2 separate regions of the Homo sapiens genome follow, and region 2 is linked to region 1. Evidence: chromatin loops called from intact Hi-C (ENCODE). Cell type or tissue: heart right ventricle. All regions are shown on one strand.

Evidence for each region. Peaks named below come from ENCODE experiments on the same cell type or tissue, not always from the same donor. Only the 100,000 strongest peaks of a DNase experiment are listed, where the experiment ranks them.
Region 2: it touches region 1 in a loop (2.0-fold over the local background); 3 of 110 quality-filtered maps call a loop at or near these places.

The regions. Positions count from the first base shown.
Region 1 is chr18:62,660,429-62,668,428 of GRCh38, reverse strand. No RefSeq gene overlaps it. Among named protein-coding and RNA genes, the nearest start is that of PHLPP1, 51 kb to the left of the region's middle. RefSeq lists an enhancer at 4,313-4,472. In heart right ventricle, no CTCF peak of the experiment used is centred here; no DNase peak of the experiment used is centred here.
Region 2 is chr18:62,592,555-62,600,554 of GRCh38, reverse strand. No RefSeq gene overlaps it. Among named protein-coding and RNA genes, the nearest start is that of ZCCHC2, 74 kb to the right of the region's middle. In heart right ventricle, no CTCF peak of the experiment used is centred here; a DNase peak (open chromatin) is centred at 3,744; H3K4me3 peaks cover 1,699 bases; H3K27ac peaks cover 1,076 bases; H3K27me3 peaks cover 3,838 bases.

The DNA of each region.
Region 1 (8,000 bases):
AAACTTTGTTCCTTGATACCGCCACTCTTGAGGCCAAATGGTTGAACCTAGATTGGGTTAGAAGTGGTGGAAAAGAATCAGAGAAGAAGCCAGTCAAGCAAGGTCAAGTAACACGGGTGATGACAAAAGCTGAGGGTCCAATTGATGCCTTCGCACATTCATCAACAAGGTGTGATTGCGTGCCTACCAAGATGCATGTGAACCTGCCTGCTGGTGTGATTTTTCTCTGGCAGCACTCAGTCTCCTGAGAGTAGGAGAGGAGAAACTTATCAGAATGATTGACCTGTGTTTGCATTTTCACTGAGTGGGTTTGGTAGAAGACAAAAGTACAAAAAACTTGACAGGAGGCCAGGAGGGGATCAATAGATTCAACTGTGGGGTTTGTGAGGTTGACAGCCAGGCATGGAAGGAAGGAAGGTGGGAAAAGTCTGGAAAAAGAGAAGGTTATGGCCAAAAGCTGGATGTTGATGTTTATGATTGGTTTTAGACAGGGGTATTTCCTAGTGAGGACAGGGCCAGGACGTGCCCATAGGAATAGGTGGCTGACGGGAAGTCCTTGGGCCTGAGAAGATTAAGACTTGGGAGGCTCTGAGGCAGGAGGGTAGCTTGAGACCAGGAGTTCAAAACAAGCCTGGGTAACATAGTGAGATCCTGTCTCTACACACACACACACACACACACACACACACACACACACACACACACACACACAGACCTGTGAAGCTAGCACATTGGATTGGGCAACCATATAAACCTTGAAGGTACCAAAAATTAGGACAGGACTTGGGTGGAATCAGCTGCCACAGTCTTCAATGACTATTGAGGAGTGGCCAAGTTGTCAGTGCAAGGCAGAGATGAGGAGGATAAATAGCTTAATGGCATAAGTCACAAAGGGACAGAGATTTTTAGAAGATGATGGTGGTATAATTGCAGTGGAGACCAAAAATAATGCAAACAAGCCACTTCCAACCTCTGACAAAAGGTGTAGACAAAAATTAGTTTTATTAGACTGAGAGTGGTGGCTTGTGCCTGTAATCCCAGCACTTTGAGAGGCTGAGATGGAAGGATTGCTTGAGCCAGTGAGTTTAAGACCAGCCTGGGCAATATAGTGAGACTTTGTCTTTACAAAAAAATCAAGAAAAAATTAGCTGGGGATAGTGGCACATGCCTGTAGTCCCAGCTACTAGGGAGGCTGAGGTGGAGGGATCGCTTGATTGGTTGAGGCTGCAGTGAGCCGTGATTGTGCCACTGCACTCTGGCCTGGGCGACGAGTGACATTTGTCTCAAAAAAAAATTGGTTGGTGTACTTGTGTTACCATAAAGTCTCACTGCTGCTATAATAATCATAGTACTGATAGTAATATTAATAACAACAAAAATATTATGTTATAAAGTGCTCTTGAAAATAAGTTGGAAAGATGCTTAGTAAATTCATGCTTTAAGAAATCACAGTTGGGTGTGGTGGCTCATGCCTGTAATCCCAACACTTTGGGAGGCCGAGACAGGTGGATCACTTGAGGTCAGGAGCTCGAGACCAGTCTGGCCAACCTGGTGAAACCCCATCTCTACTAAAAATACAAAAAATTAGCTGAGCATGGTGGCAGGCGCCTGTAATCCTAGCTACCCAGGAGGCTGAAGCAGGAGGATTACTTGAGCCCAGGAGGTGGAGGTTGCAGTGAGCCGAGATCGCGCCATTGCACTCCAACCTGGGCAACAAAGCGAGACTCTGTGTCAATAAATAAATAAATAAATAAATAAAGTCACTGAGTGGGTATGGTAGAAGATAGGAACACAAAGAACTTGACTATATGCCACATACTCTGCTTAGTATATTATCTGCATTATCTCATTTAACTATGTCAGTGATCCTATGAAGTAATAATTCTATTATCAGCTCAAATTTACAGATACAGAAAATGAGACTAGGTGAGATTAAGTAACTTATTTCAGGTTATACAGTGGCAGAGCCTAGATTCCAGCCCACATCTGCCTGACTCTAATACTCTTAAGGCCCTTCTATTAAACATCAGGGAAGAATCTGGGTTTATTTGCTCAAACTGGAAAGTGCCAAGGTTGAATAATTCTTAACTAACACCTTAGCAGATAGGAGGCTCTCTTTGGTTTACAACTCCAATTCCCTGAAGAAATCTAATTCTTCAGGGAAGGCTGAAGGCAATAGAAGACGCTATTGCCCCAGCATTAACTTGGTTTGCCTTGCTTTATTAGAATCTTCTGAAAGCACGAATTTACTAAACGTCTTTCCAACTCTATTTTCAACAGAGCTGTGAGCCACCGTGTGCTTTGTCATGCCGAGCTTTCTTCTCCAGAAAAGACATTCTTCTAATCTGGGGGGAGACAAATGATAAGTGAAGTAGTTCCAAGGCTCAACAAAGTGCCATAGAGTGACTCCTGTGAGAGAACAGACCAAAACGATTGGAAGTCTCTGGTCTAGATACACGAAGGCAGATGAGCACTGCGGAAGGGTGCCGAGATTGTCCACTGCTCAGGACAAGGAAAAGCAAGACGCTGGCTTGTTCACTGTCATAGGTTGAATGGTGGCCCCACAAAACCGATGTTCAAGTGCTAACTCAAATGTGATCTTATTTGAAAATCAGGTTTTTGTAGTTGTAATTAAGAATCTGGAGATGAGATCATCCTGCATTTATTTATTTATTTATTTATTTTGAGAAGTAGTTTTTGCTCTGTCATCCAGGCTGGAGTGTAGCGGCACAATCTTGGCTCACTGCAACCTCTGCCTCCCAGGTTCAAGCAATTCTCCTGTCTGAGCCTCCCAAGTAGCTGGGATTACAGGTGCCCGCCACCCTACCCAGCTAATTTTTGTATTTTTAGTAGAGATGGGGGTTTCACCATATTGGCCAGGCTGGCCTCGAACTCCTGACCTCAGGTGATCCGCCCATCTTGGCCTCCCAAAGTGCTGGGATTACAGACATGAGCCACCACGCCCGGCCAACTCTGCATACTTTAATATTTCCATACCATATTCAGCTTATTGTACAGTTTGGACTGTCAAAGCTATGCACATTTTAAGAATAATTTCTTGAGGGCAGGTTAATTCTGGTGTGTGTTACAGTCCTTTTGTAATTTCAGTAATTTCCTGAGTTGCAGAGGCCTAACTGAATCAATGTTAGGCATCTTGATGGAAAATAATGGTGATGGTTTAGGAGAGTGAGGAAAAAAAGATTTTCCAACTCAAAATCCTGATAAAAACATTTGGAGAGGTGGGTATACTATTGTATAAAAATGTTTAGGGCCGGGCGCGTTGGCTCATGCCTGTAATCCCAGCACTTTGGGAGGCCAAGGCAGGTGGATCACCTGAGCTCAGGAGTTCAAGACCAGCCTGGCCAACATGGTAAAACCCCATCTCTACAAAAATGCAAAAATTAGCTGGACGTGGTGGCGTGTGCCTGTAATCCCAGCTACTCAGGAGGCTAAAGCAGGATAATCGCTTGAACCTGGGAGGCAGAGGTTGCAGTGAGCCGAGATCGTGCCACTGCACTCCAGCCTGGGCAATACAGTGTAACTTCATCTCAAGAAAAAATAAATTAATTAATTTAAAAAATAACAAAAAATAAATGTTTAGATAAAGAAATCTAAACATTATGTGCCATATAACATTTCAATCAATGATGAACTGAATATACAACAGTGGTCCCAGAAAATTATAATACTCTATTTTTACTATACTTTTTCTGCATTCAGACACACAAATACTTAGCATTGCATTACAGTTGCCTACAGTACTCAATGACATGCTATAGAGGCTTGTTGCCTAGGAGCAATAGACTAGACCATCCAGCCTAAGTGTGCAGTAGGCTATGCCATCTAGCCTTGTGTACGTGCTCGCTGTGTTGTTTACACAACAAAATCACCTAATGACACATTTCTCCAAACGTATGCTCATCTGCGCTAATGAACACAGGAAAGAAGGCCCGGGAATAGCCTTGCAGAAAGGACCTGGCTGTCAGCCTGATGCACTGTGCGGCTGGCCATCTCCTGGCAGTCCAAGGGCTCAGGCTCAGTTTACCCTCCAGGCAGTAGACAACAAGCTTCCCTGTCCTTAATAACACCCTGCATCCCACCTCCCAGTCTCTGCAAAATGCTTGAGCAAGGCATTTGGTCCTAAGAAGTTATCTCACTCTGGGCAGCCATACAGCTATTACTTATGGTGTCATTTCAAGGACTGATGAATGTCCTGGACCCCAAAATGACTCATCACCGAGTAGTGTTATCTTAAGGGAGAGGCTTCTGCCCTTGGGGCAGCTCCATGGAGACTTCAGTTAAACTGGCTGCTGAGCAAGGCGCTGATGATTCAAATTGCAACTGTTTTTCTGTTTATTTTAAGCTCAAAATAAAAAAAATCTCTCGAGTGGGTTTTGCTTATTTGAAAACTGTAAAAGGTACTCCAGTCTCCCCACATGGCAGCTTCAAGGCCCTGAAGGCTGTGCTTAACTGCAGGCCCTGGCTTGGCTTCTGGTCAAGTCATCAAGAAGCTTCTAGAATTTAAGATGGCAGTTCCCTTATCAGATCCGCTCTGCGAATATACAGGAGGGAGGCTTTGTGGCCAGAAGGCAGGTTGGGTTGTAAGACCTGTTTAATTTCTCTCAGGAAAAAATACAACAGTAAACAAAACAAATCCTGAGTACTGGCAACAAGAAAAACCAGCTTTCTGCCTAGAAATGTTTACTCTTTTACAATTGTAGAACATTCAGGAAAATCATGGACTCCAAATAAAAAACCCAACAAATAAAAACACTTCCAGTCACCTCCTAATTTTTAGAATGATTGGAGGAGATAGATGAATGATTAAATGAGTGATTAAAATGGGATTAATTATTATAATTAATCAATGAAAACATGATCACACCCAGCTTCCATCCTGGATCTAGCTGGCAAGATCCCAATTTTGGAAGCAGGTAAAACTCGGAAGTCTTTATTACAAATGACTGATTCCATTTACTCCAAATATGAGATTCTAATGTCACCCTGGGATAGAGAAACCCTCTAACTGCACAAAGTCTGTAGGTTAACAGTAAAGCCAGGGGACCAGGCCCAGTGGCTCATGCCTGTAATCCCAGGACGTTGGGAGGCTGAGGCAGGCAGATCACTTGAGGTCAGGAGTTTAAGACCCGGCTGGCCAACATGATGAAACCCCATCTCTACTAAAAATACAAAAAAATAAAAATTAGCTGGGTGTGGTGGCACATGCCTGTAATCCTAGCTACTCTGGAGGCTAAGGCAGGAGAATCACTTGAACCTGGGAGGCGGAGGTTGCAGTGAGCTAAGATCACACTACTGCACTCCAGCCTGGGCCACAGAGTGAGACTCCTTCTCTAAAAACAAACAAACAAAACAAAAACAAAACAGTCAAGCTAGGGACCTAATGATTGGAGGGAAAGGTCTCCATATTCCTTGGGGAAATCGGCTTTATTTAGACATGATGTTCCCTCTGTAAATGACTCTCAGCTGGCCTTGGGCCTGCTCTTCAACTCTCTCCACGTTGTTAAGTGTAGAATCTAAGTTTCCCATCACGTTCCTTAGATGTAGAGTGTCTGTTATTCCAGGAAATCTCTTTGATTAAATGGCAAATGTGCTGGGAGTGGTGGCTCACACCTGTAATCCCAGCACTTTGGGAGGCTGAGGCAGGCAGATAATGAGGTCAAGAGATCGAGATCATTCTGGACAATATGGTGAAAGCCCATCTCCTCTACTAAAAATACAAAAATTGGCTGGGCGTGGTGGTGTGTGCCTGTAGTCCCAGCTACTCGGGAGGCTGAGGCAGGAGAATTGCTTGAACCTGGGAGGCAGAGGTTGCAGTGAGCCGAGATCGTGCCACTGCACTCCAGCCGGGCGACAGAGTGAAAGTCCATCTCAAAAAAAAAAAAAAAAAAAAAGGAAAACAAAACCATGCCAGGCAGGTCCGCACTTTACAAACACTCAACTGATCCTTGACCTTTCCTCAGCCCCCTTCCAGGCTCCCTCCACCTCCAGGCTTTCGCCCTCCAGTGGGAGGGGCTGCCGCCACCACTGGGTCCTCCCTTGTACCTAAATTCCTCTCCACCCCAGGCCCTGGAGAGCTGCAGTTACTGTGGTAACACTAAGGAACATCCTAGCATTTGTGGGCTAGCCTACACACCTACTGACCATGACTCACATTATTTTTATGGGAAAATACCTTCTGAGTTTTAACCAACAATTCACAATCTGCTCTTGAATATGTCTATTGCTTTTATAATGCCTCCTCTTCTTGGCATCCTATGGAAATGAATTTTCATAATCATCAAAATGAACCAGTGAAAGGGCTGAGCTTAGGGCTGCAAAGTACTATAAACCTTAAAAACAAAGCGCATCAGTGTTATCGCTAGGTAAAACAGTAAGGTAAACTGCAGATCTCGGATAAGTCAAATGGGCTTTCAGCGTTCTCAACTGTAAAATGGGACTGTAAAATCAATGAGATCAGGTGAAAATGCTCTTGAAATTGTAGGGTGATAAATAAATTCAATTATTATTATCTATATTGCATTTGTTTTTTATTTATTTATTTGAGACGAAGTCTTGCTCTTTTGCCCAGGCTGAAGTGCAGTGGCACAATCTTGGCTCACTGCAACCTCTGCCTCCTGAGCTTAAGCAATTCTCCTGCCTCAACCTCTTGAGTAGCTGGGATTACAGGTGCGCGCCACCAGGCCTGGCTAATTTTTGTATTTTGAGTAGACGGGGTTTCACCATGTTGTCCAGGCTGGTCTTGAACTCCTGACCTCAGGTGATCTGCCGACTTCAGCCTCCCAAAGTGCTATAGTGCATTTATAAGAGCAAAGACTAGAGAAGGTCATCCTTGGTTCAAATCCTGGCTTTGAACCATTCTATTCTATTTACACTATTAACCATTCATTCTATTTGAACTATTCTAGCTGTGTGAACTTGAGCAGGTTACCTAAGTGCTTTGTGCCATACAACAGTTGCCCCTCAGTATCCATGGGGGATTATTTCCAGAACCCCCTGCAGATACCAAAATCCATGGATGTTCAAGTTCCTGATAAAACGCTGTAGAATTTGCATATAACTTACATCTTCTCCTATACTTTAAATCATCTCTAGATTACTTATGATACCTAAAACAATGGATGTACTATGTAAATATTTGCTATACTGTATTGTTTAGGGAATAATGACAAGGAATAAAATCTGTACATGTTCAGTACAGATGCAGATTTTTCCTGAATATTTCCAATCTGAGGTTGGTTGAGTCCACAGATGCAGAACCCACAGAGAGGGCCAACTATATTATCCTCCTGTAATAACAGTAACTCTAGAAAACGATGGTTGTGAGGATTAAAGTATTAAAAAATGTAAAGTGCTTGGACATATGAAGCGCTATGTAATGTTGGCAATGAGCAGCAGCAGCATAGCCTAACAGAAAGACAGTGGCCTGGAAAAACAGTAGCCTGGGAATCTGACAGGTCTAAGTGGATGGGGATGTCTTGTATTGTTGTAATTACATGCAGCTGCTTTATTGGTGACTCAAGAGGAAACTTGGTAATTATTTTAAATATTTGTTTCTTTTGGCTGAGGCATCACTAGATACAACTGTGAAGTAGATGAATGATTTTCTTCATAATTTGCTAATCTATTTTTTTAAGTTCACAGCCGCGGTGGCCTCCAGCCTGAGGATTCTCCTGATACATGCTACTAAGGGCTCACCTGTGCTTGCCTTCTCCCTGGGAGCTGTCGACTCACAGTTAACTCTGTAGGTTGAATACATGCCATCTGCTCTACTCCCTGTTCAAAGCCACTCAGCCATAAAGGAATAAAATAGGAAGAAGCGAATGGCAATGGAGATGCAAAAAGTGTCAACAATATTTTGGAAGACATAAGTTGTTTGGACAAAAGACTTCGAATTTAACGTCAGCTTTCTCCATTCTGCTGAGTGTCTATACCTGAAGAAGCCAATAAAAGATAAATTGAATCCGGCCTGGGGTGGTGGC
Region 2 (8,000 bases), 68 kb after region 1:
GCCCTATCATCCCTTGATAACCCCTGCCCTCCCCCTACCTCTGCCTCAGAACATGCTGTACTTGCATTGGAAGCCACACTTTTATTGTGTTGGGTCGCTGAGCTTTCAGGGTTGTTAGAGTAGTTAGCCTAGCCTAGCTCATACAGCAGGTGCTCAATAACTATGGTAACAATCTTCGAATTTCAGAGCCCACACTTCTAACCACCAAACCTCTCTTGCTCGGCTTCCTGTATGCTTTCCCCTCCATTTCTTCCTGAAAGAAAATTCTTTTCTTAAAAATAATAGGTACTAGAACTGAACAACAAAAAACACAAGCTGGTTAAAAAATGGGCAAAGAACGTGAACAGACATTTCTCCAAAGATAATTCAAACAGCCAACAAACACATGAAAAAAATGCTCAACAGCATTAGTTACTAGGAAAATGCAAATCAAAACCACAATGAGATATCACTTCACACCCATTAGGATGGCTATTATTAAAAAACAGTCAGAAAATAACAAGTGTTGGTGAGGATGTAAAGAAACTGGAACCCTTGTGCACTGTTGGTGGGAATGTAGTTGTTGTAGTTGCTATGGAAAAAAGTACGGCAGTTTCTCAAAAAATTAAAAATAGAAGTACTACATGACCCAGTCATTCCATTTCTGGGTAGATGAATAAATAAACAAAAGGTGGGATATTCATACCATGGAATATAATTCAGCCTTAAAAGAGAAGAGAATTCTGACACAGGCTACCACATAGATGAATCTTGAATTCAATAAGTGAAATAAGCCAGTTACAAACGGACAAATCCTGTATAATTCTACATATGTGAGGTACCTAGAGTAGTCAAATTTACAGAGAAAAAAAACAGAATGGTGGTTGCCATGGGCTGGGGGAAGTGGAGAGGGAGATGGGGAGTTGTTTAATGGGTACAGAGTTTCAGAGTTGCAAGATGAAAAGCATCCTGGTGATTGGTTGTATAACAATGTGAATGTATTTGACACTATTGAACTGTACACTTAAAAATGGTTAAGGTGCTAAATTTTAAGTTATATGTGTTTTGCCACAATTAAACATTATTTAAAAATTTGAAGAAGTAAAATGTGTCCATATAAAAAATGACAAAGTATAAGGGAAGTAAGCAAAATCATCCTCCATCACCCCAATGGAGATAACCACTATTAAGCTATGATCACACCACTGCCCTCCAGCAATGGACTGATGGAAGGAGACCCTGACTGTAAAAAGAGAGGTGGGGGGGAAACACCACTGTTGAGGGTCTTTTTATGTAGCCAAAGTGGAGTGCTTTTATAAAACACTGATTCAACAGTTTAAAGCGAAAATTTAGTCTTGGTTGAGAAGGTAGTCCTATCACAGAAGGTGAGAATGATGCCACTTTTGGCTTCCAGGCAGACTGGAATAACTTCAGTATTTTTCTCTAAGTCTTCTAACTTGGATTTGGTGAACACTGTCTTTGTAAAACAAATGCAGAGATCTCAGTCATAGGCCAGTGTTTGCCCAAGTAAATTGGTTTTAGATTCAGGACGGCAAAAATTCATGCCTGGAGTATTTCTTCCTTTCATTCCCATACTCATCCATTGAGTAAGTATTTGTTGAATATCTACGTGCGCCGACACTGCGCTAGGGGCTCAGGAGACAGCAGTGAATGGGAGAGGACACTTACCTTCTAGCTGGAAAGCAAACAGCAGACAGGTAAACAAACTAACACAGAAATTGCAAACTGAGAAGTGGTTTGAAGGAAAGAAACGCCGTCATGCCATTGAAAGGAATGGGAAAGGAGAAGAGCTGAAACCTGCGGGATGCGAATAAACTCCCACTAAAAACACCAGAGATGCAAAAGACCATTAGATCATTCAGGTGCACAAAGTGAATACAGGCAATAGAGGTCAGAAGAGTGGTTACCTCCGGGGAGGGCACCGACTGGGGGAGGCACGAGGGAGCTTTCAGGTGTGCTGAACATGTCCTATATCTTGATCTGGGTGAATAGACTGTATAAGTACAATATTAGGGCAGCATTGGGGGTGGCTCACACCTGTAATCCCAGCACTTTGAGAGGCCGAAGTGGGCGGATCACTTGAGGTCAGGAGTTGAAGATCAGTCTGGCCAACATGGTGAAACCCCATCTCTACTATAAATACAAAAATTAGCCAGACATGGTGGCAGGCGCCTGCAGTCCCAGCTACTCCGGAGGCTGAGGTGGGAGAATCCCTTGAACCCGGGAGGCGGAGGTTGCAGTGAACCGAGATTGCACCACTGCACTCCAGCCTGGGAGACAGAGTGAGACGCCATCTCAAACAAACCAACAAAAATTATGTGAAAAGTCATTGAGTTGCATGCTTTAGGCATGTGCACTTTACTATATATATACATGTTATACCTTAATAAAAATAAAATACCCGCCTCCTCAAAAGGAAAAGGAAGCGGGAAGCATTCCAGATGGAAGAAATAATAAACACCAAGGCCTGCAGGTGGGGCCGCAGGAAGACAGGTGGAGTGCAGGGAAGGGGTAGTGAGATGAGGCTGGTGCACAGCAGACCAACAATGGAGATCCCTGGGGAGAGAATTGGGACTCAGGGATGGGGACCAGGGATTTTAATTTTTAACTCTGTTAAAAAATTTCACTGATAAACATGCCCTCATGCTTTATATGTCCCATTTTATTTTATTATTTTTTATTGAGACGGAGTCTCACTCTCTCGCCCAGGCTGGAGTGCAGTAGCGAGATCTCTGCTCTCTGCAAGCTCCCCCGCCCGGGTTCAAGCGATTCTCCTGCCTCAGCCTCCCAAGTACCTGAGATTACAGGCTCCCGCCACCACGCCCAGCTAATTTTTGTATTTTTAGTAGAGATGGGGTTTCACCATGTTGGCCAGGCTGGTCTCAAACTCCTGACCTCAAGTGATTCACCCGCCTCGACCTCCCAAAGTGCTGGGACTACAGGTGTGAGCCACCGCCTCCGGCCTATCTGTCCCATTTTAAAAACAAGTGAATGAAGTCATTTACTTTCTTTTTCAGAATGGCGCGTCCCACCTTTCCTCGGGGCTTGTTGTAAGGAAGTGAATGGCTTTGAAGGTCCTTTTCCTGTCTTGAGGGGGGAAAGATCCAGAGGCCGTGCAGCCTCCATAATTTCCGCTGATCAATGTGCCCTGGGAGGATACATCATTTCTTGATCAGAAGAGGAACAAAAGGGAACCCTGAGTGGAGAAGTTCCCCCCCCTCATTCATTCCATCGATGTTCATTGAGTGCTTATTAGACACAAGACCCTGCCTGTTTTGCAGACAAGAGTCCAGATCTCTCCCCTCTTAGTTCAGGATGAAATCAATACCTGAGACTCCAATCCTGAGGCAAATGGGATTAGGATCCCAGGGGCATGCAGAAAGGGAGGAGAAGGCGATCCACAGGGAAGGGAGATTCCTGGCTCCTTCACCTGTGGCGTTGGGAAGCGGAGAAGCAACTTCTAGACCACTACTTTCTGGGGATTTAGAAGGTACTGGAAGCTCTGTCTTGAACCTTTGGAAAGAACCCTTTCTCACCTTCGTCCACACCCACGTATGCTGGACGCACTCAAGGTTGGGTATGCCTCCGTGCCTCCCTCTCCGGGCACCTGTGGGACTAGCCGGCGCGGCGATGGGGACGCGCGGCTCCAGCGGCGCCCGGGCAGAGGACAGCGGCCACCCGGGCAGGCATCGCCGCAGGCGTCCCGCTCCGTGCGCGCTGCGCTCGGCGGCTGGATCTTCCTCTCCGCAGCCCTGCTGGCTCTCGGGGACGGACCATCGTCCTGAGTGTGGCCGGCTGCCGCGCGCATTTTCCCGGACATTTAGCATCCTTGGCCCTGGGCCTGACAACAGCTCACGTTTCAAACACCCCTGGAGGGCGGTGCGCCCGGGGTGATATCCTCTGGGCGCCTCTTTTGTTCGTAAAAGTGATTTGGAAACGCAAAGAGGAGTCTCCGCACTGGCCCGGGGACCGATGCAGCGGAAGGGTGCGAGAACAGCCCCTCTCTGCACCCCAGCTCCCACCCAAGCAAGGGGGCCGCTCAGTCCGACAGTCCCTGCGGCTTCCGGGGGCGCCCGAAGGCCCAGGGGTCTGGGGCGGACTTCGAATTGCTGACCCGCGCGGGAGCGGAGCTGAGGTGCTCGCGGGAGCGGCTTAGGGGATGGGGTCAGAGTGGGGTCCCGGGGAAGCAGAGCCCACCCGGTCGCACGGCTTGGCCGAGGGGTCGGGAACAGGAAAGCCAGCGAGGTCCCGGAGGGAGCCACTTCGAGGATCTGAACGCGAACCCGCCCAGAGCCCCGGCCCGCGCCGCCGTCCTCCGCAGTCCCGGCGCAAACAACACAGCGCGGCCCCCAGGCCCAGGGGAGGTTCCGTGTGACGGTCGCGTCCCAGGGCAGCACGGAGGGCACGACCCCAACACATATTTGTTGAACAAATAATTTTCAAAATATATATTTGGGGAGGAGGGCGTGGGCGGGCGAAACTGGCCACAGCACTGGCTGTCCGCGGCCAGAATTGGAAAGGGCCAGGTGGCTGGGCTTTTCTTCGTAGTCCCTGTGTCGTTTCCATTCCTTCATTCATCCAAAAAATGACAGATTTCTAGGGAAGCCAAACTCCTCGTTCGATTGTATTCTGGAATCCGGGTTAAGAATTGCCAAATTGTCAAAATAGGTTTAAGGAGTGGCCTCATTCCCAATCATCGCAGTTACATGACTGGTTCTGTATAGCCAGGTTCTGGAGACAAAACTGTATTTTAATGCCATTGGTTTTCTTTGTAATTCTATGTATATGACTTGGTGCACTTAAAAACATCATTCTGCGTAGGAGGTCTGCAGCTTCCCCTGGACACTAAAGGGTGCAGGGGCCATGGGCAGTGGCTGTGGCCTATAATCCCAATGTTTTGGGAGGCCGAGGTGGGAGGATCACTTGAGCCCAGGAGTCAGAGACCAGCCTGGGCAACATAGCAAGACTACATCTCTACATGAAAAAATAAAATAACATTAGCCAGGCTTGATGGTGTGTACCTGTAGTCCCAGCTACTTGGGAGGCTGAGGTAGAAGGACTTGCTTGAGCCTGTGAGGTCCAGGCTGTAGTGAACTGTGATCATGCCACTGCACTCCAGAGCCTGGGTGACAGATTGAGACCTCGTTCCTAAATAAATAAATGCATACTGCATACATACATACATACCTCTATCTCTTAAAAAAAAAAAAAAAAAAAAAAAAAAAGGCCGGGCGCGGTGGCTCACGCCTGTAATCCCAACACTTTGGGAGGCCGAGGTGGGCGGATCACGAGGTCAGGAGATCAAGACCATCCTGGCTAACACAGTGAAATCCCGCCTCTACTAAAAATACAAAAAATTAGCCGGGCGTAGTGGCGGGCGCCTGTAGTCCCAGCTATTTGGGAGGCTGAGGCAGGAGAATGGCGTGAACCCGGGAGGCGGAGCTTGCAGTGAGCCGAGATCGCGCTACTGCACTCCAGCCTGGGTGACAGAGCCAGACTCCGTCTAAAAAACAACAACAACAACAACAACAACAAAATCAGGCTTGGTAGCATGTGCCTGTAGAAAGAATTGCCTGAGCCAAGGAGTTGAAAGCTGCAGTGATGGTGCCACTGCACTCCAGCCAGGTCAACAAAGTGAGACCCTGTCTCAAAAACAACAACGACAGGCCAGGCACGGGGGCTCATGCCTGTTATCCTAGCACTTTGGGAGGCCAAGGCGGGCAGATCACCTGAGGTCAGGAGTTCAAGACCAGCCTGGCCAACATGGTGAAACCCTATCTCTACTAAAAATGCAAAAATTAGCCGTGCATGGTGGCAGGTGCCTGTAATCCCAGGTACTCGGGAGGCCGAGGCAGGAGAATCGCTTGGACCCAGGAGGTGGAGGTTGCAGTGAGCGGAGATCGTGCCACTGCATTCCAGCCTGAGCGACAGAATGAGACTCCGTCTCAGGAAAAAAAAAAAAAAAAAAGGTACAGGACATAAAGTGGGCAAAGACCCCAGATTCCTCACATGAAATGGATTACCTAGGGGTGAACTACATTTGAGGAGCAGGACTAGAAAGCAAAATATCCATGTTCCCAATGGTACAGCTGAAGGAACAGGCATGCACCTGTGCACCTGCCCCTGGTAATGGCCTGTCCTGGTGGCTTGTCACATGTCCCTCCCCATCATCCATTTTGCTTTGCAGACAAAAGCAGCAGGGACATTTTGCCCAAAAGAAAATTCTTTTTATGAGAATTCCTTGCTAGCCTGGAACAGGAGGTCCTGCGTTAGGACTAGCACTATTCAACAGAACTTTCTGCTATGAGGAAAATGTTCTCTCTTGCTGGTGTCAAATGCAGTAGCCATTAGCCACAAGTGGCCACTGAGTGCTTAAAATATGGCTAGTGCAACTAAGGAGCTAAATCTTAAATTTTATTTCAATATTTAAAAATTTTGGCTGGGCACAGTGGCTCACACTTGTAATCCCAGCACTTTCAGAGGCCAAGGCAGGAGCATTACTGGAGCCCAGGAGTTCAAGACCAGCCAAGGCAACATAGTAGAACCCTGTCTCTACAAAAAAGATACGAAAAATTTAGCTGGGTGTGGTGGTACACACCTGTAGTCCTAGCTACTTGGGAGGCCAAGGCAGGAGGATCACTTGAGCCCAGGACTTCAAGGCTGAAGCAAGCTCTGATTGTGCCGCTGCACTCCAGCCAGGGTGACAGAGCAAAACCCTTCTCTCTAAAAAATAAAGAGGCCAGGTGCAGTGGCTTAAGCCGGTAATCCCAGCACTTTGGGAGGCCAAGGTGGGTGGATCACCTGAGGTCAGGAGTTCGAGACCAGCCTGGCCAACATGGTGAAACCTCATCTCTACTAAAAATATAAAATTGGCAGGGTGTGGAGGTGCATGTCTGTAATGCCAGGTACTCAGGAGGCTGAGGCAGGAGAATCACTTGAACCTGGAAGGCAGAGGTTGCACTGAGTTGAGATCATGCCACTGCACTCCAGCCTGTGCAACAGAGTAAGACTCTATCTCCGGGGGGAGCGGGGAGACATATATATATATATATATATATATATATATATATATATATATATATATATATATATGTTTTGACATATGTACCTGTGAAACCATTACCACAATCAAGATAGTGACTATACCTATCACATCCAAAAGTTTTCTTGTGTCCCCTTGTGGTTTCCCCATTCATGCCCCTACCTCTACACCCAGGCAACCACTGATCTGCTTCCTGTCATTTCCATTTCCCAGAATTTTATCCAAATGGAATAATGCAGTCTGGTGCTCATATTTTGTCTGGCTTCTTTCACTTGGCACAGTTATTTTGAGATTCACCATGTTGTGTCTCAGCAATTCATTCCCTTTATTGCTGAGTAATATTCCATTGTTTGGTGAGACCATTCTTTCACCTGCTGATGGAGATTTGAGTTGTTTCTACTTGTAGCCTAATACAAATAAAGCTGTTATGGACATTCTTACACAAATCTTTGCATAGACATATGCTGTTGTTTCGTTTGGGTAAATTCCTAAAAGTAGAGTGGCTGGATTATAGTAGGCGTATGTTTAACTTAAGAACTGCCAAACTTTTCCAAAGTGGTTGTACCATTTTACACTCCAGTCTGAAGTTTATGAGAGTTCCAGTTGCTCCACATGTTGGTCAACACCTAGTGTGGTCTTTTTATTTCAACCACTCTATAATAGGTGTGCAGAGGTATTTCACTGTGGTTTTAATTTGCATTTCCCTGAAGACCAACAATGTTGAGCATCTTTTCATGGGCTTCTTCCTTGGTGAAGCACTTAGATCTTTTGCCCATTTTAAAAATTGTGTTTTCTTATTATGGAGTTTTGAGGTTCTAGATACAAATCCTTTATCAAATGTATGATATGCAAACATTTTCTCCCAGTCTATGGCTTGTCTTTTCATCTTCTGAACAATGTTGTTCAAAGAGCGGAGTTTTAATTCTGAGGAAGTCCAATCTATTAATATGTACTCTTA